Regions from separate parts of the Homo sapiens genome. Here regions 2, 3, 4, 5 and 6 are each linked to region 1. A link is a loop called in an ENCODE intact Hi-C map of the cell type or tissue named here. Cell type or tissue: endothelial cell of umbilical vein. All regions are shown on one strand. Region 1 has its middle 18 kb from the start of TUBGCP3. Region 2 overlaps ATP11A (ATPase phospholipid transporting 11A). Region 3 overlaps TUBGCP3 (tubulin gamma complex component 3). Region 4 overlaps LOC105370372 (a long non-coding RNA gene). Region 5 holds the start of LINC01044 (long intergenic non-protein coding RNA 1044). Region 6 overlaps TUBGCP3 (tubulin gamma complex component 3).

Region 1 (5,000 bases):
CATGTTGGCCAGGCTGGTCTCAAACTCCTGATCTCAGGTGTCCACCTGCCTCAGCCTCCCGAAGTGCTGGGATTACAGGTGTGAGCCACTGTGCCCAATCAATTTTTGGTCTTCTTTTAACATTTTCTTTCTGTTCAGCAGGTTTCTTTCAGCCCATTTCTGTTAGTTTTCCTTTGTCTGAGAATGTCTTTATTTCCCTTTTACTCCTGAAGACTCATTTTGCCAGGTCTCGGATTTGCAGCCGACAGTCTTTTTCTTTCAGCTCCTTTCCTCCTGGACTCCATGGTTTCAGATTTCTAAGCTTGCTTCTTTGTCTTTGAAAAGGTTTTATTCTGATGTGACTTGGTGTGAATTTGTGGGGGTTTATCCTAACTGGCATTCTCTCAGTTTCCTGAATCTGTAGATTTATGTCTTTTGCCAAATCTGGAAAGTTTTCAGATATAATTTCTTTTCAGCCCCACACTCTCCTTTCCTATGGGACTCTAATGCTGTGAATGTTAGATCTTTTCTTACTGCCCCATAGACCCTGAGGCTCTGTTCATTTTTTTTAGTCCATCTTCTTTCTGTTGTTCAGAGTGTAAATGTTATTGCTCAGTCTTCATGTTCACTGGTTCTAACCTCTTTCGTCTCCATTCTGCTATTAAGCTCATTTAGCATGTTTTCATTTCTGTTATTTTACTTTTCAGTTCTATAATTTCTACTTGGTCCTTTTAAAATAATTTCTCGTTTTTGCTAAGTTTCCTATTTGTTCATTTATTTCAACTGAGTTCATAATTGTTTGTTGAAGCATTGTTGTGGCTGCTTTGAGCATCTTATAACTCCACCTTCTGATTTACTTTACTGTGGTGTCAGCTGATTGTCTTTTCTTATTCAAGTTGTGTTTCTCCTGCTTCTTGTTGTGACAAGCAATATTTGCTTGTATCCTGCACACTTTTAATATTATGCCAAGATTCTTGATCCTATTTAAGTTTCTGATTTTTAACAGACAGTAGCTTTGTTTAGGTTCAGTGTATAGGACCTGGCCTATTTTTGTGAACTGTAATTCCAGTAACAATTTGGTTTTCAGAGCCTTGCAAGGCTAATCTGGTCTAGTTCAGATTTCAGCAAGGTGTAATTTTTTAATGAACATCTATTCATTTTGTAATTAGAAAAATAAAAACTCACTGTACACATGCATCTTATATACAACATGTTAGTATGGATGACACCAGGGCCAAGTGAATACCAGAGTCAAGAACCAAGAGTCAAGGCCATAGGAGAAGAAACAAGTCATACAGTTCAGGGGTGACAGTGGCAGGCAGGACTATCTGACATTCCCAGGTAGCAACAGTTTGTGGGCATGAGGCCTCTGTGCACACTGGGTTATATAACACGTGCTTATTTCAAAGGCACCATCTAGCATCTGAGAGGTGTTTGCCTAGAGGCCAGCCTTGGATTCAAATTTAGGACTTGTGGCTCTGAAGCCACAATGTTACTGGTTGCAAAGTAAGATACAAGATAAAACAATCTTAATTAATTAATTTTACACTTTTAAAAAACAGCTACTAGAAATTTTACTTTAAACCCGTGAAACTCATTTGTGATGCACAGGGTTTCTTGTGCTGTGGAGATGAGACCATCTCTGTTTGCCGAATCAATAAATCTCTACAGCCGGAGCTTTATTAAGTACTACTATTGAAATAATTGGATAAATTTAGATTCTCTATTTTCCCATTAATCTTGGATTAGTTTTAATATATAAAATAATGCAATCCTGACATATGTATAATGCTAAATTAAGGTTCATTTAAAAACAGACTCAGTATGCTAAAGTGAATCTCTCTATTGATCTTATTCATGTAATCTTGAAAAAGTTCATATATTGAAATCTACAAATAAAAATTCCATACCCTCTTTTACTGCTGCCATTTTTACATGCCTGCCAGGTATTTTTTAAACCTCTCAAAATCCTGCAAGTGAAATCTACTTTGAGGATTGGAACACGGAAGTCCAAAGCAGTATCTCGCTCGGAGTCGTCTCTGGCACTGGGATTTCACCAGGACTTTCTGAAGGGCTTTGCAGGGCACCTTGCAGCCTCCAACGTTCTCTTGCTCGTGCAGGGTGGAACGAGCTCCTCCGCATTCTGAAAACCGCCTTTTTCAGTCAGGCAAAGATTGTGGACCACGATCAAATAGACTCATTTGTAGAACTGGGAGAACCCTCCTAATCATCTGACAGTTACTCTTAGATTTCGTCTCTGAAATCGGTTGCGATTCCCGCTGGACGGCAGGGGGCAGCACCAGGCCGCCTCAGGGCCGGACCCGCGCGGGCGGTGCCGCCGCTTCCCCTCAGGCGGCCGGTGTGGGTGGGGCAGCCCGTGGCCTGGGCGGAGTCGGGAAGGGCCTGGCGGGCAAGAGCCTCAGACTGAGGGAAGGAGAGGGCGCCTTTCCGCGCTTCTGTTTCCCTAGAGGAAGGAAAGAAGTTGAGAAAATTCAGAGCCAAATGTAGATTTTCTCGAGTGCCTCATTCCCCACAGCGATCTTGCTGGTAACCGGGAGTGTGTTTTTTCTGCATCAAATGCTCAAATGCGGTCTTCCAAAATGTTTCCGACTGCGGCAGGAATTTCAAACGAAATCCTCGGAGCTAGAAGAAGAGTTACAGAAAATCGCGAATTTCCAGGCAACACGCCAGGGATTTGGGGAAGAGAACAGTAAAACGTAACAGAAATAGCAGCTTCCTGACACGGTGGAAGTCATCTGGTGAAGATTTTTTATACATTTTATATCGACTTTTTAATCTCCTAATTTATGAGTAAAGTGTTAACCTAAGAAGTAAGAATGCATTTTGTAGCTCATCATTGTTTAAATAGAGGCTTTGAAATTCAGCCCGTCTCGGTGATTGTAGCCGCCATTACAAAGTGGCTGCGGGAGGGGTCTGGCCTCTGCTCAGCCACTCACTGCTGTGTGATCTTGGGCAGAGCACTTGATGTCTCTGAGCCCGTCTCCTGAAGCCCAAAGCCAGGCTGTAATATCTGTGTCGGCTGTTCCGTGAGGAAAGATGCCTCATCTCTAGCTCTTCCTCAAGGCTATGAATATAATCAAAGGCGGATGCTCAGGGCTGTGAATAAGAGTTCAGTGACGCAGCGTTTTATCCAGTGCATTCCTCTTCCCAGGCGTCTGTGACATCGTCTTACCGACCAGCTGCCCCACTCTGGGACATTTACATCGCTTTGCAGTGGCCGCACTGACGGTCGACAGCTGCGCCAGGACTTAAGGCTCCAGCCTGGTCCCCTCCTTGCTTCCCAGCACTGCCTGGTCAAATGGTGGAGGACAAAGTGGAGGCAGAAGACGGAGGCGCAGCTGACACGTGGACTAAGGGCTCTCCAGGCATTCCGACTTCTGAAGAGGTGGCTGACAGCCTGAGCTCCATGGAAAGGTTGGGATAAAGAGCCTGTGTGATTGTCTACTCCAAATTCATGACTTTACAGATGGGCTTCAGCCAATGGTTTGGGTCCCAAGCTGTTGTTATTATTATTATTATTATTATCATTATCATTTAAGACAGTCTCGCTCTGTCACCCAGGCTGGAGTGCAGTGGTGCGATCTTGGCTCACTGCAGCCTCCGCCTCCCGGGTTCAAGTGATTCTCCTGCCTCAGCCTCCCGAGTAGCTGGGATTACAGGTGCCTGCCACCAGGCCCGGCTAATTTTTTTGTATTTTTAGTAGAAACGGGGTTTCACCATGTTGGCTAGGCTGGTCTCAAACTCCTGACCTTAAGTGATCTGCCCGCCTCGGCCTTCCAAAGTGCTGGGATTACAGGCATAAGCCACCGTGCCCGGCCCCAAGCTGCTTTTAGAATGGCTTTTACTTTCTTATATGTAATAGCGAAGAATTTAAAAATGTAAAGACAAGCCAGATGTCATGTTTGAAGAGGGAAATTAATCCCATAAAGAGCAGCACATCCATGTGATGGGGTATTAGGAGGCCCTCAATAGCCAAGGGTTAGCCTTTTTGATGACATAGAAAAATATGAGATATGATATTGAGTGAAAAGGGAGGTTATAAAATATCATGTGTAGTGCAATCACAAGTGTATGCACACACGCGGTGGAGAGAGACTGGGTGGACAGCACTAACCCATTACCAGGGCTGTCTCCTGACTTTTATCCTTTGGGTATTTTTTGTGGTTTCCAAATTTTTCAATGCACATTTATTATCTTAGGAGCAGGAAAAAACTTATTTTTGCCAATGAAATAAAAATAAATTTGGGCCAGGCATGGTAGCTCACTTCTGTAATTACAGCACTTTGGGAGTCTGAGGTGGGTGGGTTGCTTGAGCCCAGGAGTTCGAGACCAGTCTAGGCAACATGTCAAGACCTCATCTCTACAAAAAATTAAAACATGAGCTGGGTATGGTGGCATATGCCTGTAGTCCCAGCTACTCAGGAGGCTGAGGTGGGAGGATTACTCGAGTCTGGGAGGTCAATGCTGCAGTGAGCCGTGATGACACCACTGCACTCCAGCCTGGATGACAGAGTGAGACCCTGTCTCAACAACAAAACAAACAAGTGTGTTGGTGAATATTTGAAGATAGTTTCTCAAACTAAAAGATACCCAAAGAAAACCTTGGAAATATAAAAAGAATGCATGAATTGAAAACAAAAAGCCATAATACAAGACTCTAAAGATCTGGAATGAAACCTAATAAGAGACTGGTAGGTCAAATGAGAGCAAAGCATTTGAATTTGACTGGATTGTTTTCTCACTGGAAATAGTGATTCTATGAGTTCACCATTAACACATTTTTTGACTGGAAAACTGCTATAGGATCCCAGGGAGGACTAAATTTGAACAGAGGAAGTGGACAGTGTTGCAGTCTCTGTTCTAGCTCTTGCTTCTAGAATAGGAGAGTTAAGAGCACCAATTTGGGATGAAGAAAGCAGAAAGCAATTATCGATATCAATCAAGAGAGCAGAACAGCCTCTCTCCCTCCATCCTCCCTCTGCCCTCTTCTCCCTTCCTCC
Region 2 (5,000 bases), 270 kb before region 1:
CGAGTTTTGCTCGCTCTGATTTTACAAACTGTGGCAGGAGGCATGAAGGAGGGAGTGCCGGGAACTGGTGGCATCGGTTTCAACATTTCAAATCGGCACCAATGTCCCAAGAAAGCTCTCAAGCCAGGGTCCCATTCTGATTGTTGGAGGTGGGTGGTGGGTGAGGCTGTGCCCCCCAAGGGAGGGCAACCTGTCTTCCCTCCCAGCACAGCAGCACCGCTGGGAGCCAGCCCCCGGGTGTCTGAGCTACGTGAGTGAGTCAGGGCTGGGGCCCCGGCCCCCACTCACTCCCCGTCTTCCTCCCACCTGGGGAGCCTCACACCCTGCAGGAGCAGCCACTGCCAGGGGCCCCCACCCCTCATTTCCCCATTGGGCTTCAGCACTGCCCAGTCCAGGGCTCCACCTCAAGGAGTGATTGGAAATTTCGGGGATGAAACTTGAAAACTTGCATTGTTAATAGAGTCCTGAGGGACCGTGACAGGTGCAGCGGCCCTCTGAGGACAGGCAGGCTTCCCAGTAAAGCAGCAGAGGTGGGTCGTGGTCACTGCCTCTGATTTAGGGTTGAGCTTGAAGGCAGAGGCCAGCTGCTGAAAAGGATGGGGGACCGGGAGCTAAGTCCTCACACCTGCCAAACCCTGCACCTGGGGGGACACTCGGCATCGTCACGTCTTCCCTGGACCCAGAATTCTGCTTGTGCCTAAAACTTGGGAGTGTGTAAAATAAGCAGCTCCACCAATACCAGCATTTCCTGATACAGATGCTACCGTTTCCAGCCAGATTTACCATCCTTAAAAATTATGTAATTCAACCTTTTAAAGTAATGATTAATTTTAAAAAAGGTTTCCATTTACATGAAATAATTTGCCTTTTGCATCAGTCTTTTTTCTCTTATTTGTGTCTCATTTCAGATGACTGTTTAGGTTGAAACATAAAATTAGACATCGGTCATCGCAAATGTACCTGATGTTTAACATCATGCACCGTCAGGACACTCATTAGTGATACCTGAACTGATCACGTTTCATGAAATCCAAACCTTTCACACTGTCTTTCAAAACGGTCATCTCCCAATCCTAAGGCCAGGGCCCTGAGGCACCCCCGCCCCGGCTGGGGACACTCCGTACCTGGACTCTCTCTGTTGCTGTTGGCCACAGCTGCCGGCACAGGACTTTCTTGAGGACGTCGGGAAGGAGGCTGATGGTCACCAGCAGCACGATGGCCAGCCAGGCGGGCCCGCTGGACAGCATCTGGATGAACACGTAGTACATCCTCTGGTAGTTGAGGAACGGCCTGAGGGGCAGGGAAGAGAAGCCGCTGGTGAGGCATGTACTCCCTGGGGCTGGCCTCTCTACTCACTGGAGAGGCCGTCTGTTCAGGGAGTTTACACTTTTGTCAGTGAGAGTTGCTTGGCAAGCCACGGAGCCTGCTCTGAATTTATCATATAAAAAATGAACACTGAACCTCCCGGTAATGCTGGGGTAAGAGGAACGGGAGAAGGAATTCTATGAAGTCATCTCAAATGGGACATAGAAGTCTCTGAAGTTCAGTTTCACAGAAGCAAAAAAAAAAAAAACAAAAAACAAAACACAAAGGGATTGAAATAGGGATGTTTTTCTATCTTGAAGTCTCGGATGGGAAGGACGTCCCGAGCACTGGTCGTCAGTACAGAGCAAGCAATGACTTCTCTCCCCAGAAAGAGGATGATTCAAAGACGTCTGCGTCAGCCTCCATGAGGGAGGCTGGCAAGGATGCAGGGACCAGTGACCCGCAGCCAGCCCGAGCCCACAGGTCCACGTCTATACGTGCCTTCCGGTAACGTTTCCTGATCGCCTTTCACATCCCAGGCACTACGGATGGTGGCAGAGACACAGAGATAGGGCCCCAGCTCCAGGAAGCACAGTGAAACTGGTGTGTGGACAACAGGAGGGAAACGGAAGCAGGGCATGGTGGGTAACGGGAGGGACACGCAGCTGCTGGCAGACCTGGGATGGGGCTGGGGGCACCCACGTGGTGCTGGTGGCGGGCAGGAGGATGGGGTCTCATCACCAAGCGGTGGTGACATGGTGAGCTCCCAGCACATCAAAGACGTGGGGTCAATGTTTTAGGAAACAATGTGAGAGGCTGTGGTTCTACCAAGGCTGACGGGCTGTGGCTCCTTGGCTACAAAGCCCAGGAGCTGGTCAGAGAGGTTTGGGATGGAATCTTCCTCTTACAGAGCCATCGCCTTCAGGGCTGTTAGAATGGCCGGGCTCTCCAGAGCCGGGCTGGGCTCTCTAGAGCTAAGCAGGTTTCTCTGGGGCTGACAGGGTGCCTGACACCCTCCAAGCTGGGCTGTCATCTCTGAGACTGTGTAATGCAACTTGGGGCCACCAGGGGCCGCTGGCTGAACGAGAGAATCCGGAGGGACTCTTCCTGGGCTGAGAGTCCCGCCCAGGTCAGGGGCCCTGAGGGATCCTGAGTGGGTTGCTGGCTTTCCCTAGGCCGGCTACTGACCCCAGGTCTGCAGAGGGCTGTGGCAGAGGCTGCTGCGCTGGGGCTGAGACTGGGACCTGGCCCTGGGCCCATACCACTCAGCGTCGTTTCCTGGCTTACAGCGACAGTCTCTAGACTGACCACCCTGCCTATGTCGCTCTCACCAGCTCAACACGCAGCCACCGTGGGGTTTTTAAAAGAGCCACTCAACTCTGCTGTGCTCTGCCTCGACTGACCACGACAGCCTCGAGCCAGGATCCTCACGGCCGGCGGTCCAGGAGGCCACCATGCCTGCTCTGCAGCCTGGTCCGGGCCCCTCTCCGCTGGCCACGGCTCCCACTCACGGAGGACCTCCTCCCGCCCGGGCCTGCGTGCCTGCTGCTCTCCCCCAAACCAGAGGCTCCCCGATGAGTCAGGCTGCTGCGGGCAAGGTCCAGCCCCACCATGCCTGGGCCCCATCTTGCTGCGGGGCGTGAGGATGGAGTGAGACAGGACCTGTCGAATGCCTGGCCAGTGCCTCGTTGTGGGAGGCGGTTACCAGCTGGGACTTGCTGTGATGATGGCGCTCTTCTTCCAGGTTTCAAATGACTGTTTCTGAAAAGTCACCTCTGGCCTTTCAATCTGACATGGGTCCCCTGGTGCGGAATCCTGGTCTGTTCCTCCGTATAACTCGTCACAAGCTGTTATCAGTTAGCGTCTTTCTCCCCCGGAAGATGCAAGTCACCGGAGCAGGAACCCCCCGGTGTCTTGCCCCCGACTGTATCCCAGGACCCCACGACACCCAGCACACAGCAGCCATTCAACAAACACTTGCCCCAACCAACAGGGCCGCACGGAAAATGTGTCTTCAACCCTTGATAAAAAAATAACAACCACATGATATTTATCAGATTATCAGCTACTTATCAGATATTTACCAGATCACTCCTCCCCAGAGAAGCGAAAAGACAACGTAGAACAGCAGCGACCCCCAGATGACAAAATGGTTGATCCAAGTCCAGTAGTGTGTGTCCAATGCAAGCTAAAAGGAAAAAAAAAAGGGCAGTTAACGGTGTCATCTGAGCAGTGAGAATGATCGTGATGGGCAGGACAGAGAGCCGGGGGGTGACGAGAAACTAAACCAAACGCAAGACCCAGCAATGACGACTCAATGCCTGCAAAACACGGCTCAGGAAGACAAAGCCACACCTCACACCGCTCAGGAAGACAAAGCCACACCTCACACCGCTCAGGAAGACAAAGCCACACCTCACACCGCTCAGGAAGACAAAGCCACACCTCACACTGTTCAGGAAGACAAAGCCACACCTCACACCGCTCAGGAAGACAAAGCCACACCTCACACCATTAAGGAGACAAAGCCACACCTCACACCACTCAGGAAGACAAAGCCACACCTCACACCGCTCAGGAAGACAAAGCCACACCTCACACCACTCAGGAAGACAAAGCCACACCTCACACCGTTCAGGAAGACAAAGCCACACCTCACACCATTAAGGAGACAAAGCCACACCTCACACCACTCAGGAAGACAAAGCCACACCTCACACCGCTCCAGAAGACAAAGCCACACCTCACACCGCTCAGGAAGACAAAGCCACACCTCACACCGCTCAGGAAGACAAAGCCACACCTCACACCGCTCAGGAAGACAAAGCCACACCTCACACCGCTCAGGAAGACAAAGCCACACCTCACACCGTTCGGGAGACAAAGCCACAGCTCACACTGCTCAGGAAGACAAAGCCACACCTCACACTGCTCAGGAAGACAAAGCCACACCTCACAGTGTGAGTGGAGAGGAAGAATGTGGGGACGCCACAGCCCTGGGTCCTAGGTAAGGGAGCCATGGATGTATTTCCCAGATGGCAGCATGCGGGCCACAGACCAAGGTGTTGTTTATATCGTCACCGAAGAAAGTCATTCAGATTAAGGTGTTCTTTATGTCTCTACTGAAGAAAGTTACTTCTTAAAATTTTTTTGAGACAGTCTCGCTCTGTCGCCCAGGCTGGAGTGCAGTGGTGCGATCTTGGCTCACTGCAACCTCCACCTCCCGGGTTCAAGCGATTCTCGTGCCTCAGCCTCCCAAGTAGCTGGGATTACAGGCGCGTGCCACCATGCCCGGCTACTTTTTGTGTTTTTAGTAAAGATGGGGTTTTGCCATGTTGGCCAGGCTGGTCTCGAACTGCTGACCTCAGGTGATCCATCCACCTTGGCCTCCCAAAGTGTTGGAACTACAGGTGTGAGCCACTATGCCTGGCCAGAAAGTTACTTTAGAGTCAGGTGTTGTTTACATCACTATCTAAGAAAATCACCTTAGGAATGTTTTGGTATCACTTTTTAAGACTCAGTCTGATAGGTTTTGAGATTTCATAATGATATATTCTGTATATAATTTCACTGAACTTTAAAGAGTGAAATTTTTCAAAATACATTAATTTGTTTCAATTAAAGTGTATTTTGATGGCGCTGGGGGGAGGGCTACTTGCCACTGAAAACAATTCTAGCCTGAATTCTTTCACAAA
Region 3 (5,000 bases), 96 kb after region 1:
TACCTTTTTTTTGAGATGGAGTCTCACTCCGTCACCCAGGCTGGAGTGCAATGGTGCGATTTTGGCTCACTGCAACCTCCACTTCCCAGATTCAAGCTACTCTCCTGCCTCATCCTCATGAGTAGCTGGAATTACAGGTGCCCGCCACAACGCCTGGCTAATTTTTTGTAGTTTTAGTAGAGGTGGGGTTTCACCATGTTGGCCAGGCTGGTCTCAAGCTCCTGGCCTAAGGTGATCTGCCCACCTTGGCCTCCCCCAGTGCTGGGATTACAGGCGTGAGCCACTGTGTCTGGGCCTTTTTTTTTTTTTTTTTTTTTTTGAGACAGAGTCTTGCTCTGTCGCCCAGGCTGGAGTACAGTGGTGTGATCTCAGCTCACTGCAACCTCCGCCTCCCAGGATCAAGCGATTCTCATTCCTCAGCCTCCTGAGTAGCTGGGATTACAGGCATGTACACCATGCCCAGCTAATTTTTTGTGTTAATATTTGTAGCAGAGATGGGGTTTTCACTATGTTGGCCAGACTGGCCTCGAACTCCTGGCCTCAAGTGATCTGCCCGCCTTGGCCTCCCAAAGTATTGGGGTTATGGGCGTGAGCTACTGTGCTCAGCCACTGTTTAAGATGATGGAACTCCACTAGCTTAAAATGAGATGTAAATAATACTACATTTTAAAATTAGAGCTTGTACACTAGACACTCAATTATTTCTTGTCTAAAATGTAATGATAATAAGTTACAGGTTTTCCTTTATCTTTTCTAATCCCACTGAATGAAATGTGCTTTCGAGAGAACGAGTGTCTGAGTAAGTGCTTCCTTGTGTAGGTATTGGAGAGCAGTGTCTGGCTGTGGAAATAGCTTGGTGGGGCCACATCTGAACCAGCAGGTCCCTTATAATTAGAAAGCTTTCAAGTAGAAGGCACTTCGGAGATACCACAGTCAAACCTCCCTAGTGTATAGTGGAGAGCAGCCTGAGACCCAGAATCTGAAAAGGTTGGATTGGCCCAAATTTGGTTTTGGCCCAATATATCGAATAATAAGGTAAATGAAGGTTTAATAGCTCATACTACATTTTTTTTTTGGTTTTCCTTTTAACCATATTGTATCACTTCTAAGATACACATTGCTTTCATGTTCTCAATGTGTCTTAAAGTCTGTGGAGCTGCAGGCTCCTGTGGCCTGCAGCTGCGTAAACCTGGCCCCAGCTCCTCTTGGATCCTGGAGCTGGGCTCTGTGCTCCGGCAGCACAGCCTTTAGTACCGGCCCAGCTGCGGTTCATTGCCTTCAAAAAGATTACACCCTGGATCCACCCTGGCTCTATTTTGAAATGAAAAGTTGCTGTGTTTGCAGAAAGGTGTAGAAATAGCAGTGGAGCATAAATTTGAAATCCATGAAGCACATAATTATTATTGAGAGAAGAACCAAAATGCCACTTTTCCATGTAAAGCAGCACCGCAGATTTTATCTTACCAGGAAAGGCAGGTGCCCGCGGGCCAGCAGTGCCCTGTGAGGGGCCCATCTGAGCGGTGGGTTCAGAGGGTGTTTCCCGCACAGGACTGTGGTCAGGGTGTCTGTCAGTGTGACTGGCAACTGTTTTACTTTCTTGATGATTCATATAATAACGATTCATCTTACAAATGACAGTGTCTTAGACTCAGTGAATGATAAAGGATGAGTTGAAGTTTTTCTCTTTAAAAATTTCTTTGTGTATCTATCTGTGTTTTTGTATCCTGTGTTTTGTATCCTTAATGTGTATCAACTGTCCAGTGTGGCCTTGGCCCTGCAGGAGGTGTGCTTGCTGTTTTCATTGTATGTTTCACTCATCATTCATATGTTTCACTAAGGAGCCAAAAGATCCTTAACAAAAGTCTTTTGGATCCTTAGTGAAACATACAAATACAGATTGGAGGTGCCTGGCTCCAATTGATGGAAACTTTAAGCTGAGCCGTTGGTGCTAGAGCTACATTGCCTGGGGGAGTCCCCACCCCATCACCTGTCTCTGAGGCTGTGTGGCCTCAGCTGATTTCTTGATCTTCTGCCTCAGTTTCCTCATCTGGGGGATGAGGTGGCGACGGCACTTACTTCCTAGTGTTGCAGGATTAAGTCTGAGTGAAAGTACTTGGAACAGCACCTGCCTGTGGTGAGTGCCCCCAAGTTCACTGTTGCCGTGATTACTTGCCTGGGAGAGCAGGAATGCCGATGATGTAAGGATGAGATCCTCAAAGGTGGTTAGAGACTTTGAAAACAATCCTAGGTCTTAACAAATGTCATCTGGATCCTTAGTCTTGAGAAAAATAGATCAGATGGGTACTTTGATAAGGTCACTTTTAAATACAGTAAGGTCACTTTTAAATACATAAATACGGGTTGAGGAGGTGATTTTGAAATTGTGAACAAATTGTTTTAAGGTCTTTTCTAAAAAAAACAAATATCATGTTTAGCAGTACTCGATGCTATCTATAGGGGCATCTCCGCATGTGAGGGGGTTCTGGCGGAAGGTGCCTGAACAAGTCCTTAAGAGCCGGTGTTTGAGTCAAACTTGAAGTTCTTTCGACAGCCTTTAGGGGTCAGTGGAGAATTACAGAAGAGCCTGGCACTTAGCTGCTGCCCAAGCGGGAGGAGATAGTGGCTGCCCAGTTTTGTGTATCGGCCGTCCAGTGTGGCGTCGGCCCTGCAGGAGATGTGCATCCTGTATTCATTGGACCTTATTGCCAATGTTGCTTTGCTTTTGGGATTCTTATAATTATATAGTTACTTGTGGGTCAGCCATAAAAACACATTTAAAACATGTGCCTAAAATATATTTTCAGAGTGCTGGGTAAAGAGATCCTAGGCATGTTGGCAGGTGTAAATGGAATTTTTTAGGAACTAAAGGACTAATTGTGCCTTGTGAATTGAGTTCATAGTCATTACAGCCTTAGAGTAGTTAGAAGTTCAGAAATACTATTGCCTGTAGTGTTTAATTTCTCATTTGGGAAAGAAAAATAATTGTGATATTGTAGGGATTTCAGACTTCTGTCATGTGGATGGTTTTACGAGGTTTCTTTTCAGTAGCAGCGTCCTCAGCAGCAACCATATGTCTCTCACTGTCAAGGGGCTTTGTCTCAAAAGAAGACCATTGAAGATACTGTCCTCCGTACTCATTGTAGACACAATAAAAGATGATTTTTCTAGAAGGAAAACTGTATTCGCTGGTAGTACTTTAAGACTGTAAAAGGAAAGAACACCTATATTCACATTGTTGCTAAATTGACCTTGCTTATAGAAACCTTTTGAAAGGTGTGAGTTTGAGTACTCAAGATCTGGAGGAATGCAGACTGCCTGCTCTGACGTCCAGTGTCAACATCACGCATTCTTTCAGGAAATCATCATTGAGGGCCCACTTAGTGCTCCCTGTTGCTGGCTCCCAGTGACAAGGTGACAAACCAGCTCCCTGTGGCCAAGCAGCTCATGGCCTATTAGGGCAGAACAGATGTTTACACAGGATCTTACAGTCAATCGATACGGGAAAATCCAAGTGGCATGGGAATGTTTAAATGAGGCATCTGACAGACGTGGGTGATTCCAGAAGGCTCCAGAGGTGATGGTGTCCAGGCTGGCCCCTGACAGGTGAGGATGAGCTGTTCGGGTCAGTGGGGAGGAGAGCAGCATGTTCAGCTAAGCTGTGGAGGGGGACTGTGCTGCAACATGGGGCTGGAGAGCCCAGCCACGAGCACGTCCTGAAGGTCTGGATTCAGGTAGTTGAGAATAATGAACCTGGGGCGCGACCGTGGTGATTAGCAGGGCAGCCAGTTGTAATAATCCGTGTGCGGTGACGTTGGCCTTTATGGTTACAGCAGCCGCGGGGCTGGAGGGAAGGGAATGGATTTGAGGGAGGCTTGGGCTGTGGCGCCAGCAGGACCAGGTGATGCGTGTACGGAGGCCAGGAGGTGGTTGGAGTCTCAGTGGCACCTGGGTCTCTGACTTGAGGACCTGGTGGGTGGTGGCATCTTTTACCACCCAGGGAGCACTGGAGGAAGAGCTTCTTTGGGGGGGATAGTGATTCCATTCAAATACGCTAATTTGAGTATTTTTTAGGATACCTTGTGAGGCCATTAATCAGACTGATCTTAAACTTAAGATAGATCTAGACTAGAGGTAAAGATTTTAGATGTCATCAGCCTGGATGATACTTGAAGTTGTGGAGTGGAATGTGGAAGGGACATCAGTGCGTGGGAACTGCAGTCTCACAGGGTGCCGTGGCTAGGAGGAAGATGGGGTTGGGGTGGGGGCTGTAGACCTGTCTGTCGTGGTGCACGATACCTTTTCAACTAACAGGCCCCTTCTGGGCTGCCATATGGCATCTGAAAATTTAAAGATATACTACAGAAGAGTTGGGCAAAATCAAAGTCAAAACTTCTAACGAAGTTAGACGCTTTGTTTGTTGGAAGGCTGTTTGAGATGCCGATATGGAGAAGGAGGGGGAGGCTGAAAATCACAGAGGAGGAATAGATGGATTCAGAGTGAGGGGATACGGGTTGGCCTTTTAAGTGTGTGCTAGGAGGGAGAGGCGGGCTTGGAGTGACTAGGGGGCACGAGGGATACAGGCAGAGCCAAAGCCATGACAGCGAAGCAATGCAAACCTGGTGGGGCCAGGGCTGCGGGATGCTGAGGCTGGGAGTGAGGGAGAGAAGGGGAAGGCCCCAGGCAGCACTGGGATGGGCTGGAGTGGGATGTCAGGAGTTTAGGCTGACACTGAGCATTGCATGACAGTGTTGTTTGGTAGATGGGTTTGTTTTGTTTTGTGGCCATTCAGTAGCATTTTTATTTCCCAGTGTGACATTAAAGAATCTAGAACATTAATCAGAGAAATTGTACACTCAAGAAAATCAAGAGATTCTGAAATAGAATTAGTGATTTAATCACTAATCACTGTGTATCTACTTTCAGACTGATTTGAAGCCGGAGAAAAAAATTCCTGGTTTCATAAATAGCGCAACAGTGAAAAGTAGAAGACGTTAGCAAAA
Region 4 (5,000 bases), 160 kb after region 1:
CGACCACCCTGGACTTTGGGAAACAACGCAGCCCGTGTCTGGGTTTGCGGCATGGAGACTGCTGCGCGGTCACCAGGGCGGTTTGGATGGGTGGAGGCGGCAGACGGGACTGACCTGCCCCTGGAGGCTGTGGTGGAGTTACTGGCTGGAGTGGGGGCCCAGTGTGTCTGCGGGGAGGGAAGGCAGGGTGGCTGGGGAGTGCTGGAGTAGGGTCCCAGGGGCTGTGTGTCTGCGGGGAGGGGAGGCAGGGTGGCTGGGGAGTGCTGGCCATGGGCCTTGGGGGTGTCCGGGGAGTGCTGGTCATTGGGGAGTGCTGGACATGGGCCTTGGGTGTGGCCTTGAGCCCGGCCCCTGCAGAGGCGGTGCTCCCTGTGCTGGGCACTGCATGGGGCTGAAATGTCTTCCTGTGGCCACTGGATTCCTTGGACCAGCAGAACAAGCCTGGCCCTCGTGGCAGCTGCAGTTGCTTGTGCACACACACCCTGTGGGTCCTTTGCTGTCTCAGTACATGAGAAACACCCTGGACTCCCCCGTTTCTCGTTGGACGTAACTCTCAGTCCCAGCTGACTGCTGTTCTCCTTAACTCACAGCAGCCCCTCCTGGGACCAGCTCAGAGGTGCCTGGGAGAGGCAGTGCGGCTTCTAGACACCCTTCTTTGTAATCCAGCCACACGGGTTGTATTGGCCACGGAAGCCCCATCCACCGCTGAGGACTGGGCTTCCTGGGCTCGCTGCGGAGCCTCCCCCATCTGCCCCAGACACACCTGCCTCCTGCATGGTGGCCACTCTTGTCGGACTCTGTGCCTGTCCCCACATTTATTCTGTTAAACTTTTCTTTGCAGTACTCAGCCTGTTGTGCTGGGTCACTGTTCAGCTGATTAAAAATGGCAGCTTCCCTCAAAAGCAAATGTTATTGTAGCCCTTGGGTGTCAGAAAAGAGCAGGCAAACCCAACCTAAAGGCTCCTGGGCTTTCTGCAATTGTCCCCGTCGGCGTTCAGTAGGAACACGCATGGAGTGTGGGAGAACTGGATCGTGCAGGTGGGAGTTAAAGGCAAGAGGGGATCCAGGAACGCCGGGAAGCTGCTGCCTGGAGGGGGTGGGATGCTGGCAGGGGCTGAGCCTCCCCAGGACACAGCACCTTCGTCACTCTGACCACTGGGCCCCCTGCCCCACCTCTGACCACTGGACCTGAGTGGGGTGTGTCTCCATTCTGTGCCCATTGGCTCCTCCCTACTCCTCGCCAAGGGAGAGACCAGCCCCTCCCATCACAGGCTCCTTGGAGGGCTGGAATCCAGCTCAGCTTAGTTCAGCAAAAGACCATGAACCCTACTGTGTCCAGGTACAGGATCGAGGTGAGTCTAAACAGAACAGACCCCAGCGTTGAGACAGTGACAGTGAGCCTCTGTGAACACCTGCGGGTCCCCAGCCCAGCTTCTCACTGTGAAATCTTGAGGGGCAGCGGGAAAGTAGGGGCCGACCTTGCTCCAAGTCCCTAACAGGGAGCCCGCTTCCCTGAGGGTGAAGGCAGAGGGGCTCAGCTTGTGCGGGACCAGGGCGGGGAGAGCCCGGGGAGGGAGGGCGGGCGTGGCGGGCAGGGCACGGGGAGCGGACCTTGAGCGGCCGCCTGCCGCCCCCTCCATGGGGGGTGCAAGGGGTGGAAGCTGTGAGTGTGGACACGAGTGAAGCGGACGCAGGCAGGGCAGCCTCAGGCTCCTCGAAGGGGGCTTTCTGGTCAGAGTGGGAGGGGTCTGACATCTGTGGTTCTGTGGTCGCACAGCCTTTACCCAGTATTGAAAAGTAATGTTGCCTCGTGGGGAAACGGAAATGGCCAGCAAGGGTGGGTTCACCTCAGTCCTCCTCACCCGTTCACCTCAGTCTCCGCACCCCCATCCTGCTCTGTTCACCTCAGTCTCCTCACCCCCACCCTGCTCTGTTGTTCCCCTCGGTCTTTGAGACAGGACCAAACGCAGAGGCGGCGCTGGTGCAGCAGGGTCAAGGGGCAGCCTGGGCACCAGCCTCTCAGCCTCCCGGCTAGTCAGCCCCGAGCCGGTCCCAATCTGTCGGTGCTTCCTTGGGTCCTTCTCCAACCAGCGTCCTTTTCAGCAGCAACAGGGAGGCTGCAGAGGCTTCCGGGCTGTGGCAGGCTTGACCAACAGAGCCAGGGGCCAGAGTTGCGAGCGATCATAGCCACTGTCACTGAGAGGGCTTTCTGGGTCGCAGCCGCTGTCGCTGAGGAGGCTTTCTAGATTGTGGCCTCTGTCGCTGAGCGGGCTTTCTAGATGACAGCTGCTGTTGCCGAGGGAGCTTTCTAGATCATAGACACTGTTGCTGAGCGGGCTGTCTGGGTTGTAGCCACTGTCGCCAAATGGGCTGTCTAGATTGTAGTGTCTGTCGCCGAGCAGGCTTTCTAGGTGGTAGCCTCTGTCGCTGAGCGAGCTTTCTAGATTGTAGCCTCTGTCACCGAGGGGGCTTTCTGGATTGCAGCCTCTGTTGCCGAGCGGACTTTCTAGGCTCAGTCACAGGCCACATGCTCTGCGTTCGCTGCCTCCTCTGCTTCTGCCCGCTTCTCCAGGGCTCACCCATCCTGCAGATGAGGGGCCGAGGGCTCAGAGGGAAGGGCCCGCGTACGCTGGGTGCATCGCTGTGTACACAGATCCCGTGGTGAGGCACGGTCCCAGACCCCCGCTTGACCCCAAACCCCAGTCTTTACCCCCACCCAAAACCCCCAAGCCCCATGTCTCCCAAGCCCTTTCACAGTCTGCTCTGCCCACCGCCCCCACTCTCATGGCCTCTGGTGCAGCCACAGGGCCTTGGTAATGGGGGACTGTTGGGGGGCTATCTTTTCGGGGTCTCCTCTGTGGCCCCATCTGCCGGGGAGGAAAGGTCACGGGGGCCTGTGTGGGGCAAGGCAGCATGAAGGGCTTTGCTGTGGGGTCATGGGTCTGGGATGGGCTCTCGGCCACCCTGCGGCCTCCTGTCAGGTGTGCACAGCTGAGCCTGAACTTCCCGGACGAAGGAGGCTGCTATTCCCGGACCCGCCATAGAGAGGCAGTGCAGGACAGGGCTTGAGGTCCCGGCCCAGGCGCTGCAGCTTCTGGGCTCAGCCTGGGCTCTGTCCACTGACAGATCCTGGCTTCTCCGCCAATCCCCCTGTGTTTAGCGGGGTGAGGATGGGAGGGTGAGGTGATGGTCAATCCTCATGTCAACCTGGCTGGGCCATGGCACCCAGATATCTGGACAGACGCCCCTGGGACGCGGCTGTGAACAACTTTTTCTATGAAATTAATGTTAATTCAGGGGACTTTGAGAAAAGTCGTCTGGCTGTGGTGTGGGTGGGCCTCATCCACTCTGCGGAACGTCTTAAGAAAAAGACTGGGGTCCCCACAGAAGAGGGAATCCTGCCTGCAGAGAGCTCTGCACTTGAACGGCAGTGTCGACTCTCTCAGGTTCCCGACCAGTTCCTGAAAATCTCCCCCTCTGTGTGATGTGTGTGTGCGTGTGTGGGTGGTCCCACAGCTTCTGTCTCCTGGAGCCCCTCACCACTGCAGGCGTGGGGCTGCCCTTGGGGCTGGAGGGTGCGTGATGACCACAGGGTGGCGGTCGTGTGTCCTCACTGCCTGGTGCCGTCGCCTTCGGGTGGATGAGACGTGTGGCTCTGGGTCAGCCCCCAGAAGTGGCGGAGGGGTCCGTTGTTCTTATTATTAACTACCTCCTTCACTTCCTCAGACCTACTGTTTTCGACGTCTAAGTCAGCCCTCACCACCACCCCACGAGCTGAAAGATCTTGCCCCTGACTTTGAGACTTGAACCCTGGAACTCCCTTCCTGGAGCCTGCGTTGCCTGGGACAGGGGTGGCCAGGGTGAAATTGGCAGCACCTGGTTGCTCACTCCCGGCCAGCCCTGCCTGCTCCACCCAGCCCCGGGGACGGATTCCTGGTGTTTCGGGGCTGTCTGCCGGCCATCTGCTTGGTAGGGCCGTCGGAATCACCTTTTACAAAGCTCTTCTATCAGTGATTCAGGATCAAGGAGTAAGAGTGCTTTCTGGGTTGAAAAACATCGTGTGGGATCTTTAGCTGGAAAACATTTTATTACAAATATTTTTCAAGTCTATGTGGCCTCTTAAAAAGTCCCATCTTTTTAACACAGTGTTTCCCGGGCCAGCCACGTTTAGCCTTCTAAAGCTTCGTATGCAGCCTCTTACCTAGGAAACGATGCAGCTGTTCAGTCTTTTGCAAGGAGCAAGCCTTTGGTCTAAGAAGCAGCTTCGGGGGTGGAGGAGGTGGTGCTGCTGGGAGACCCGCCCCGGGCACACGTGGAGGTGGGGCTCATGGGAGAGGTGGGGCCTGCAGAGACCCGTCCTGAGGTTTGTGCTCCCAGAGCTGCGCGGGGCAGCGTGGGAGTCACCAGTCACACAGATCGTTTACATTTAAACTCATCCAGATAAAATGAAGAGTTCAGTTCTGCAGTCGCACCTACTGGAAGTGCTCAGGAGCCCACCGTGGTCCCCGTGCAGGGAGGGACTGCAGGGCGGGCTTCTCCTCCTGCTGAGAAAGCTCCCGTGGGTGCAGCTCCCACCTAGGTTTGTAAATAAAGCTTCCTGGGACACAGCCAAGCCCGTGGTTCATGGATCCCCTCTGCTGGCTTTTTTTTTTTTTTTTTGAGATAGAGTCTTCCTCTGTCACCCAGGCTGGAGTGCAGTGGCGTGATCTCAGCTCATTGCAACCTCGGCCTCCCAGGCTCCAGTGGTTCTCCTGCCTCAGCCTCCCGAGTAGCTGGGATTACAGGTTCCCGCCACCACGCCTGGCTAATTTTTTTTTAAAAAATATTTTTAATAGAGACAGGGTTTCACCATGTTGGCCAGGCTGGTCTTGAACTCCTGGCCTCAGGTGAACCACCGCACCCGGCCTCTAGTGCTTTTGTGCTATAATCCGGAGGTTGAGTTGCCACAGGGACCAGAGAGCCTGTGAAGCCTCAAATGCTTTTCATCCCGCCCTTGATGG
Region 5 (5,000 bases), 270 kb after region 1:
TGAAGATAATTCCATTCTCTCAGATACACAGTTGGTAAGAGGAGTCTTTTAATGGCCTTTTCAGTTACATGTGGATCTTCTTTGATGATACACCAATTAGGCAGTTTATTTAAGGTTAGTTATGACATGGGAATCCAAAGATATAGCCATGCGTTGCTTAACCGCGGGGCGATTTCTGAGAAATGTGTTGTTAGGCAATTTCATCACTGTGTGGACATCTGGAGCAAGCTTGTCCAACCCATGGCCCATGGGCCGCATGTGGCCCAGGATGGCTTTGAATGTGGCCCAACACAAATTCGTAAACTTTCTTAAAACAGTATGAGATTTTTTTTTTTTAGCTCATCAGCTATCATTAGTGTTGGTGAATTTTACATGTGACCCAAGACAATTCTTGCAATGTGGCCCAAGGAAGCCAAGAGATTGAACACCCCTGATGTAGAGCGTGCTGACTCAAACCTAGATGGTAGCACCTGCTGCACACCTCAGCTCTATGGTGCAGCCTCTGACTCCTAGGCTACAAACCTGCACAGTGTGTGACTCTACTGAACACTGTAGGCAACTCCAACACAATGGTAAGCCCTTATGTGTCTAAATATATCTAAACATAGAAAAAATACAGTGAAAATACAGTACAAAAGATAAAAACGGGCACACCTACACAGGGCACCTCCCACGAATGGAGCTGCGGGACTGGAAGTTGCTCTGGGTGAGTCAGGGAGTGGGTGGGGACTGGCTGTGAAGGCCTCGGACATGACTGCGCTCTACGGGTGACTCACAAACGCTGTACCCTTCGGTGCACTACACTGACCAAAAATAGTTTTCTTCTTTAAATCATACGTTAACCTTAGCTTACTATGACTTTTTTTACTTTTATAAACTTTTAATTTTTTGACTCTTATAATAACACTCAGCTTAAAACACACATTGTACAGCTGTACAAAAATATTTTCTTTGTATCTTTATTCTATATGCTTTTCTTCTATTTTTAATTTTTTACTTAAAAAATTTTTTTTTTGTTAAAAACAAAAATACAAACACACACATTAGCCTCGGCCGGGTCCTGGGGTCAGGACCGTCGACATCACTGTCTTCCGCCCCCACATGTTGTCCCACTGGAAGGTCTTCAGGGGCAGTGACACACACGGAGCCGTCATCTATGACAATGCCTTCTTCTGGACACCTCCTGAAGGACCTGTCTGAGGCTGTTCTGCAGTTGACTTACACATATATAGAAAGAGCAGTACTCCAAAATAATGATGAGAAGTACAGCATAATAAATACACCAACCTGTGACATGATCGTTTGTTACCATTATCAAATATGACTGCTATAGCTAATTGTGTGTGCTGGGCTTTGTCACATCACAGCCATCCTGGGGTCACACAGTGCATCACTCACGTGGGTGCAGTAATGCTGGTGTGAACAAACCTGCTGCGTGGCCGGCATGTAAGAGTCTAGCACAGACAGCTGTGTACAGTACATAGTACTTGAGAATGATCATCAACAATTATGGTCCTGGTTTATGTATTTACCACACTGAAAACAAAGGTTGTGGTGAGGTCAGGGGTATGGGTCAGAAGCCCAGAAACCTGTTAGGTAGAGGGGAGGAAAACGTGGGGAAGGAGAATAGGCAGAACTATCAAGCTCGGCCTTGGATAAAGGATTAGGAAGAAAATGCAGGATCCCAGGTGCCGGGGCTAGTGCGGAAGCCAGGCAGGGGCTGGGAGGGGCAGGAACACCTTCAACAAATGCCTACCGACCCCTGCTCAGCCCCACAGGTGGGTCCAGCTCTGAAGTCCAGTCTCCACTCATTCTGGACAAATGCGGGGGTGGCTTTCATCTCAGTTCCCCAGTACAGGGATGGGGAGGCCTCCGTAGGTCTTGGCAGCCCTGTTCTCTGGAGCCTGTGTCCGGCAGTCCCCTCTCTGTGTGGGGGGAGGGTGGAGGTGCCCAGCTGTGGCGTGGGGACAGACGCCAGGTGGAACGCGGCAGTAGCCTCCAACTTGCCTTTTTCTGGGTTTCCAGAGGGATCATTGGTGCCTTTACATGTTGAATTCCAGAAACCAGCCACTCCAGCCAAGACACACGTGGAGAGTGGACTTTGGCAATGGCCGTGGCTTTGGCAAAACTCTGACCGTGTCAGGCTCCTTCTCCCCTTGTAGAAATAAGGCCAGACTGTGCCGAGGCCTCAATGCCCGCCTGCGGACTGAAGGTCTCACCCAGGCTGCAGGGAGATGGAGGGGGAGGCCAAGAGAGGGTGAGCAGGGAATTGAAACCCATGGGGTAAAACTATTTTATTCACTTTATTTTTTCATAAAGGACCAAAGGCCGCTGTAGGCGATGATCATCCCCAATCACGGCCCTCGACCGGAGCGCACTTCCCCGCATCTGGAGCCATCTGCATCTGTCTCCTTTGCAGTCTGCCGGTAATTGGGTCTGAAATCACACGCGTCCCACTCAGCTACATTTACATTTCCTTCTTGCGCTGTTTTTATATCCAGAGCTGTTGAAACCACTCCTAGGATGAATTTCTAAACTTAGACCATCTCATCCTCAAACGGCAAGAAAGAAAGTGTGATGTGTCTGTGAATCTGCTGAATGGGCCGAGGGGTGTTTTTAAAAGATCATATTGCGGGGAAGAAGCAGGCACTGCAGAAACCTATGGATTGGGGTGCTAAAACCTACGAGCTTCCCAGGAAGCTGCCTTTTGGGAGCCCGAACTATCCCAGAACTTTTTCCTAGTAGCAGATCACAATCACCGTCTCTTCTGTGAGCCCGCTTCAAGCCAGCAATGAAAGGACACTTCTGCACGCCAGCAGTAAGAGTAGGAAACCCCACTCTCCCTACAACATAAGGGCTACACATTTGAGATCCTCTCAGAGGACTTTTTAAAAAAATAACATCTTTCATTTATGCTTGAGCAGGGAGAAGAGTCATTAAAAAGAAGAGATTTTTAAAATCCCTGTCCAATGCTTTTGGCCAGCCAGCCGCTCAGGACAAAGGGCTGCCTGGTTTGGGGACCTAATTATCCGGAGGCCAAGGCGCGGCTGCGGGTGATGGGGCTGCCGATTCCGCCGCGAGCACAGTCCGCCTCATTGTTGGTGAATTTCCTGCTCTTGGCACTTTCTTTGGCAGCCTCATGGCCAGCACCTGTGCACTCAGACCTGGGGCCTGGGACGTCTACACAGATGTCACGGCGCTTTTGTTGATTTCCTATTAGTGGCACTTAATAGGCAGGCGCTGGGGACAGCTTGGCTCGGCTCCGGGGAGGGGCCGCAAACATCGCTCCCTTGGTGGGCGAAGGGTCAAATGGTTTCTAAAGCTCGGCCAGATAATTGCTGGTGATTAGCAATTTTAATTAGCAGGTGCGAGGGGTCGGGACCCCCTTCCCTGTAATTGGACAGGTTGTTAACATTCGTGGAGTTGTGACCAGGGAGTATATTTTACTAATACTCTCCAGCTCTTTTAAAGTTAATTAAATTAAAGGAGCTAAAACCACCAGAGACGGCCTGAGATCTGATGAGCCAGATAGGAAAAGTTTTCAGTAAAACTTGTCTCACTGGAAAAAAAAAGAAAAAAAAAAAAAAAACTTCAAACACAGCCATGAATCCCTTGTGAACGCCGCGTGGCCCCGTGCGTGTTCTTCTGTGGCTGCGGAAGGCTGGGGCCGTGAACGTGTTTTCTCTGCCGGGTGCCTCACGTTGGGACTCGGCCCGTCGGGGTCCGGCTCTTCTGTTCCGCGCACTGACTCTTAGGGGCTTTGTTCGGTCACAGCGAGCAGAAAACCAGCGTCTCCCCGGTGCAGCCTTGGAAGGGGCTGGACACCCGCTCATGGCCACAGAGGGCAGCTTCCGGGCGACGCTCCAGCTCTGCCTCTCGGACTCCTCACGGACACAGGCGTGTGTTTGAAACGGATCGATGTCCCCCCGGTTCCTTTCACAGACACCAGAAAGCCCGCGAACACACCTCACAGGCTCCGAGTAAGTGCAAGAAGAGGGCGCGGCAGGAGTTTCCCGGGGTCTCGGGGCGCAGGGGTGGTGCCCGCAGCACTCGCCTCTCCAGGCACGCGGGAGGCTGCGCGCAGCCCGGGCCGGCTCAAAGGCGGCGAGAACCGACGCAGCCACACCGCCACCTCGAGCGTGGCGACAGGGACGAGCTCACACACGCGGCAGGTGGGGCGCAAGCCGCCAGGAACACGGGCCCGGGGTCGGAGGAGGGGCATGGGGAGAAGAGGAGGCACCCACAGGCGGCGAGTTCAGAGTGGGAGCAGAGGCCGCGACGGAGCCTCGACCTCGGTCCCTGAGGTCCCAGGGCTGCGCCTGGCTCGGCAGACTCCGTCTAGAGATGCAGAAGGCGGGGCTGTGAGCGCCTCGCCCGTGACCTTCGGTTTCTTGGCCCTGTTGTTAGAGGCTTTAATTAGAAGTCTCTTCTTTCCATGACACATTTCTAATGCTCTTTGCCCACAACACAGACACTCGCTCTGAGCGCCAATAGGAACAATTCGTTCATGACGGGAGAACCGAGTGCTCCATTCTGAGTTCCCGCAGAGGGTTCTGTGCGTTTCCAGAAAGAGCAGATGGGGGCGCGGGCGTGTGTTTGAAGGAGCTTCGAAGAGGGTGGCCCCGTGGGGTGGGGTGGGGGGATGGGGCCTCGTGGCATGTGGAGGGTGGGGTGGGGGGATGGGGCCTCGTGGCATGTGGACAGTGACCCCAGGAAGCTTCCAGCCAAGAGGCGTCACTCACATGGAGCCGAGTGTGACTGAGGGTGAGCGGGTGGTGGGAGGCTACGTCCCGGGGGCGGCAGGCAGAGGGTGAGGTCCTCGGCCATGGGTGAGACTGAAGAGGGCCGCAGGATGCGCTGTCAGGGGCTGCTCCGGTAAGTATGCAAACATGGGGCATGTAACATGCATCCCTGACGGCTTTCCTTTGTGATTTAAAAAGCATGTTTTGGCCCGGTGCAGTGGCTCATGTCTATAATCTCAGCACTTTGGGAGGCTGAGG
Region 6 (5,000 bases), 79 kb after region 1:
GGCCATCCTATGTGTATTTCTGTGGCCTAGAATACGTTAAGCAACCTGAGAATTATGTCTTAAAAAGTGTTAGTAACCCTGTGCCTTAGTGGTAGCATTTTATATTTCCAGTTTCTTCTGAAGATACCGTTTTCAGGGTCTTCTCTCTCTTGCTTCTTGGGTTACTTTTGACCATTACATTTTGCTAAGAGATCGTTAATTTTGTATTGCTATGTAATTTTTAAAGATATTTGGAATTTATGGAAAGATCACCAAAAAGGCACTTTGGGTGTGATACGACTGAAATGTGTTTTACAGTCTGACTGGAGAACTCAGCTGCCATGCATCACAGGGCAGTGCTGAGTCTTAGGCCTTCTGGCTTTTAATTGAAAATACTGCCAAGTGCTGAGGTCATGGTCCCGGTACCATTTCTCCCTCAAAGGAAGTAGGGCTCCTTGGAGAAGTGGCTGATTCTAGGTATTGGGAGAGACAGAGCTAAGCCTAGAGCACCATCTATAGCAGAAAAGTAGGGCAGACCACTGGGGTCCAGGGTGAAGGACGCAGGAGCGGCTTGAAGAGGCTCCCCCTCCCCACATAGGAGATGGGGAGCCCCAGGAAGAGCATAACTGTGATGGAGGAAGCACTGGACACGCTTAAATCCACGCTCTCATGATCATAAAAAACGAATTGGTCATCATTGGAGAATGTAAATAGAGGCATTATCAGATGCTTCCTCAGCATTTTTTGATATAGTCAAATGATTTCCTCTTTTAATCTGTTGATATAATTAATTCTGGTGATATTAACAATTCCTGATGAGGCATCCTTAGCTCAGAGGAAAGGATGGTGTATTCATTAAATGGGGCCGGCTCGGCCAGTAAAGAAAAAAATGCCATCCAGGAGAAGACGTAGACTTCCCCCTTATAACATACTGTGTGCCAGGATTATACCAAGTTCCAGAGGAATTAAAGATCTAGGTAATAGGCCAGGCATGGTGGCTCCTACCTGTAATCCCAGCACTTTGGGAGGCTGAGGCAGGCAGATCGCTTGAGCTCAGGAGTTTGAGACCAGCCTGGGCAACATGGTGAAACCCTGTCTCTACCAAAAATGCAAAAAATTAGCCAGGCATGGTGGTGTGCTCCTGTGGTCCCAGTTACTTGGGAGGCTGAGGTGGGAGGATGGCTTGAGCTGGGGAGGCAGACGTTGCAGTGAGCCAAGATCATGCCAGTGTACTCCAGCCTGGGCCACAGAGTGAGACCCTGTCTCAAAAAGAAAAAAAAACAGATCTAGGTAATAAAAATAACTCAATAGAAATACTGAAAGAACATGATGGACAATATTTTCATAATCTAGGAATGGGAAGATCTTAGGAAGACAGGAAACTCAGAAACCATAAAGGAAGACTGACATTTATCTACATATAACAAAAAAATAGATCAGAACTAAAATATGGACCATACTATAAACAATGGCAAATGATTAACTTGGAAAAATTAAATCTCTAATATTTAATGATTCACAAATGGTCACTATTCCTAATGTACAAAGAATTTTTGTATATTGATGAGAGAACAAAATGAATAGCAAGATGGGTCAAGGGCATGAAAAGACCATTCACAGGAGAAGAAAAGCAAATGGCAATTAGAACTATGAAAATATGCTCGGCTTCATTTTTGGTTAATGACAGCAATATAGGATAACCATGATTCCACCTGACTGGCAAAATCTAAAATGAGCCAGGATGCAAAAACAGGACATCTTGCCCGTGGGAGCGTCAGTCTACACAGCTGTGTGGAAAGGAAACCTGGCATTGTCTATAAAAACTAAAAGCTACTTTAATTCAGCAGTTGTGCTTTTATAAAACAAGTTTATAGAAATAAAAGTGCAATTCTATTAGGGTGTATGATTGAAAAATGAGAATGGCTGCATTGTTGTAGTGGCAAATAAACTGGAAGCAACAGCAATTGAATTTTCTCCTTACTGCTCAGTTTCCTTTCTAACGGCAGTGATGTAGGTGCCCGTCAGGGTCAGGGCAGGGGAGCTGCATGCCAGTGAGGAAGAAAGCTCCTGAGCACAGATGGTTCCTGGGGGAGCCACACAGGGGTCACTTCTACAGTGCCACCTGGCTGGTGCTGGCCCCTTGTACACATGGGTACATGTACAGCAAGGTCTGCCCATAGAGCTTGGGACTTGTCTGTGAACAGAGGACGCCGGCCTGGGCACCTCTGTGTTCCAGGCTTTGGGGCTTTGCAAAAGAGAGACTGCAAGGGCAGGCAGACTGATGGGAGGAGACACACAGCTGCTGCCTGTGAGGGAGGGGAACCCCAAAAGCCTGCACCGTTACTGAGGAAGAGCTCCGTGTGGCCCAGGAAGCCTCAGTATTATGCTGCAGAGGCACTAATGGACATTCTGAATCTCCAAGGAAGACATAACTTGTTTTTGTTATACTTTAGTTTTAAAAGTTTAGGAAATACATAGTTCAATTTAGAGAGATTTCTGTGTTTCATACAAGTTTTATTGTATAAATAGGTAAGACTCCCTGTGTCTGGAGAACTTGGCTTTCTAGAATAACTTACTCTTTGATGTTGCTGTTGGTTAATATTTTGCCATAAATATCACTCTTGAACATTTCCATGCCCCTTTGCTTTCAGTTTTTTGTAGCATCAGATCCAACAGTTAAAACAGATCGACTGTGGCACGACAAGTATACTTTGAGGAAATCGATGATTCCTTCGTTTATGACGATGGATCAGTCTAGGAAGGTAGGATTAGAAGAGATTTTTGTGATTTTGATGTTTTATGGCTATGTATACTTAGATTATGTGACAAAACCAATTTTCAGTTAAAATTTCATGCGTTTTGAGATTGTTAACGTTCTGGAGATGAAGTAAGTGCATGTTAATTGAATACATCAGTATAGTATGTGTTCAATATATCTTTGAGTTACTAGAATTCGCTCCATACTGTAGCAGATGCTCTTGTTAGTTTTCAATCAATAGCCAATTTGTAGCTTACGAATATTTGTAGATTTGGGCAGTCGTTTTAAATTTACATAAAAGTAATCATAGAATGTTTTTCTTTTTAGGTCCTTTTGATAGGAAAATCAATAAATTTCTTGCACCAAGTTTGTCATGATCAGACTCCCACTACAAAGATGATAGCTGTGACCAAGTCTGCAGAGTCACCCCAGGACGGTATGATGATGCTGGTGGGGTGGTGATGATGGCAATGGTGTGATGTTGATGATGATGTGAGGATGGTGATACTCATGGTAACAGTGATGTTGATGACGTAGTGATTGTGATGGTGTGATGATGGGGATGATGGTGATGTGATGATAATGATGTTGGGGATGGGTGGTGATGATGGCGATGATGAATGCGTGGTGGTGGCAGTGATGGTGGTGATGATGTTGATGGTGATGATGATGGGGGTAATGATGGTGGTGTGATGATGGTGATGTGATGATGTTGGGGATGGATGATGGGGATGTGATGATGGTGTGCTGGTGGTAGTGATGATGGTGATGATGATGATGGTGATGATGTGGTGATGGTGTGATTATGGTGATGTGATGATGTTGGGGATGGGTGGTGATGATGGCATGGTGGTGGCAGTGATGGTGGTGATGTTGATGGTGATGATGGTGATGGTGTGATGATAGTGATAATGATGGGGATGGGTGGCGACGGTGATGATGGCGTGGTAGCGGCAGTGATGGTGGTGATGATGTTGATGGTGATGATGGTGGTAATGATGGTGATGGTGTGATGATAGTGATGATGGGGATGGGTGGTGATGACAGCGATGATGATGGCATGGTGGTGGCAGTGATGGTGTTGATGATGTTGATGGTGATGATGGTGGTGATGATGGTGATGGTGTAATGATAGTGATAATGATGGGGATGGGTGGTGATGATGGTGGTGATGATGGCGTGGTGGTGGCAGTGATGGTGGTGATGATAGTGATGGTGATGATGGTGGTAATGATGATGGTGATGTGATGATAGTAATGACAATGATAATTGTGATGGATGGTGATAGTAATGATATGATGATGGTGATAGCGGTGATGATAGTGGAGGTGATGATGATGTGCTGATATTACAGATTACTTAAAAGTATTTTTTGTACCATAGGATTTATAGATTATTAGAATTACTCTCTGATACACCTTAATACATAGTATTATGTATGTATATATATAGTACTGTGTAAATTTTTAATTTCCTTTTTATACAGTTATACAGTAAGTGTTGGAATAGGTATAGCTGTTTTAAAATGATAAAGTGGCAGTGTGCCAAAATAAGAAATAACAGAAAAAATATTGCTAATGGTAGCCTATTCTTTGGGATGCAAAGGCTTTGTTTGGAGAAGAGCCAGGACTTATTGCACTTATTGTGTTTATTGCATTCAGAATGTCGCATGAGCGTTCAGCCTGTGGGAAGTGCTGAGGCTTTCCCTCGTTCTCTTCCTTTTCCCCATTTGCCGCCTGCCCCACCCTCAGTAATTTCATGATGTTTTGTGTATGGCTAACTTATATTTATAGCTCTCCAGTTTTGGCTGTATTTGCTATTTATATTGTCATGGTTCATTCAAAAGATTTACTTTGCGTAGGACACTGTGGTAGCTACAGGAAAGAGACAATGACTTCACCATGACTGTTCCTTTCATGAGCTTATTAGTCTGGTCTTGGAGAGGAGATGTGTAGTAAAATAACCAGTAGTCAGTAATAAAGGTGAAAGTGATCAGGGACGTGAGATGTGCAGGTGAAGCGCTTTGGGTATTTTCAGGCAAGGCTCAACAGGAAGGCTTTGGAAAGAGGCAGGAATTGCACTGGCCATGGAGAAGGAGGAGAATTTGGTTGTGGGTTATTGCGCAGCCCAGGACAAAGGAATAATGTGCATGGAAGTGCAGAAGAGAAATAGGACGAATTAGACTTATCTAAAGATTGTAGTGAAAATAAAAAGTTATTATTTAATAATGTGACAGACTAAAGAGAGACAGACTAGGACCTCA

Evidence for each region. Hi-C counts contacts between places; a loop is a spot of excess contacts. Peaks named below come from ENCODE experiments on the same cell type or tissue, not always from the same donor. Only the 100,000 strongest peaks of a DNase experiment are listed, where the experiment ranks them.
Region 2: a loop joins it to region 1, with 6 times the contacts of the local background. A loop is called at or near these places in 18 of 110 quality-filtered maps.
Region 3: it touches region 1 in a loop (5-fold over the local background); 22 of 110 quality-filtered maps call a loop at or near these places.
Region 4: it touches region 1 in a loop (9-fold over the local background); 21 of 110 quality-filtered maps call a loop at or near these places.
Region 5: a loop joins it to region 1, with 11 times the contacts of the local background. A loop is called at or near these places in 4 of 110 quality-filtered maps.
Region 6: it touches region 1 in a loop (2.4-fold over the local background); 23 of 110 quality-filtered maps call a loop at or near these places.

Annotation. Positions count from the first base shown.
Region 1 is chr13:112,603,843-112,608,842 of GRCh38, reverse strand. It overlaps a transcript of TUBGCP3 not described here. Among named protein-coding and RNA genes, the nearest start is that of TUBGCP3, 18 kb to the right of the region's middle. RefSeq lists silencers at 2,159-2,388, 2,419-2,468. In endothelial cell of umbilical vein, a CTCF peak has its summit at 2,261 (motif pointing right); a DNase peak (open chromatin) is centred at 2,332; H3K4me3 peaks cover 463 bases; H3K27ac peaks cover 359 bases; H3K27me3 peaks cover 437 bases.
Region 2 is chr13:112,872,066-112,877,065 of GRCh38, reverse strand. It overlaps ATP11A (ATPase phospholipid transporting 11A), which reads right to left. Exons shown (of 30, transcript NM_015205.3): 27 at 3,390-3,493; 28 at 1,125-1,290. Among named protein-coding and RNA genes, the nearest start is that of MCF2L-AS1, 94 kb to the left of the region's middle. RefSeq lists a silencer at 1,645-1,834 and enhancers at 3,725-3,774, 3,396-3,895, 3,896-4,397, 3,537-4,736. In endothelial cell of umbilical vein, CTCF peaks have their summits at 2,175 and 2,375 (motif pointing right); a DNase peak (open chromatin) is centred at 2,395.
Region 3 is chr13:112,507,747-112,512,746 of GRCh38, reverse strand. The region is part of intron 17 of TUBGCP3 (tubulin gamma complex component 3); the gene reads left to right. Among named protein-coding and RNA genes, the nearest start is that of TUBGCP3, 78 kb to the left of the region's middle. RefSeq lists an enhancer at 4,209-5,000. In endothelial cell of umbilical vein, a CTCF peak has its summit at 2,564; a DNase peak (open chromatin) is centred at 2,546.
Region 4 is chr13:112,442,212-112,447,211 of GRCh38, reverse strand. The region is part of intron 2 of LOC105370372 (a long non-coding RNA gene); the gene reads left to right. Among named protein-coding and RNA genes, the nearest start is that of SPACA7, 68 kb to the right of the region's middle. In endothelial cell of umbilical vein, a CTCF peak has its summit at 3,046; a DNase peak (open chromatin) is centred at 3,081.
Region 5 is chr13:112,330,039-112,335,038 of GRCh38, reverse strand. It overlaps LINC01044 (long intergenic non-protein coding RNA 1044), which reads left to right and starts at 3,814. Exons shown (of 3, transcript NR_126345.1): 1 at 3,814-3,980. LOC124903250 (a long non-coding RNA gene) reads left to right here and starts at 1,428. Exons shown (of 2, transcript XR_007063944.1): 1 at 1,428-1,778; 2 at 2,320-2,959. In endothelial cell of umbilical vein, no CTCF peak of the experiment used is centred here; no DNase peak of the experiment used is centred here.
Region 6 is chr13:112,525,115-112,530,114 of GRCh38, reverse strand. TUBGCP3 (tubulin gamma complex component 3) reads left to right here. Exons shown (of 22, transcript NM_006322.6): 12 at 2,631-2,741; 13 at 3,065-3,173. Among named protein-coding and RNA genes, the nearest start is that of TUBGCP3, 61 kb to the left of the region's middle. In endothelial cell of umbilical vein, no CTCF peak of the experiment used is centred here; no DNase peak of the experiment used is centred here.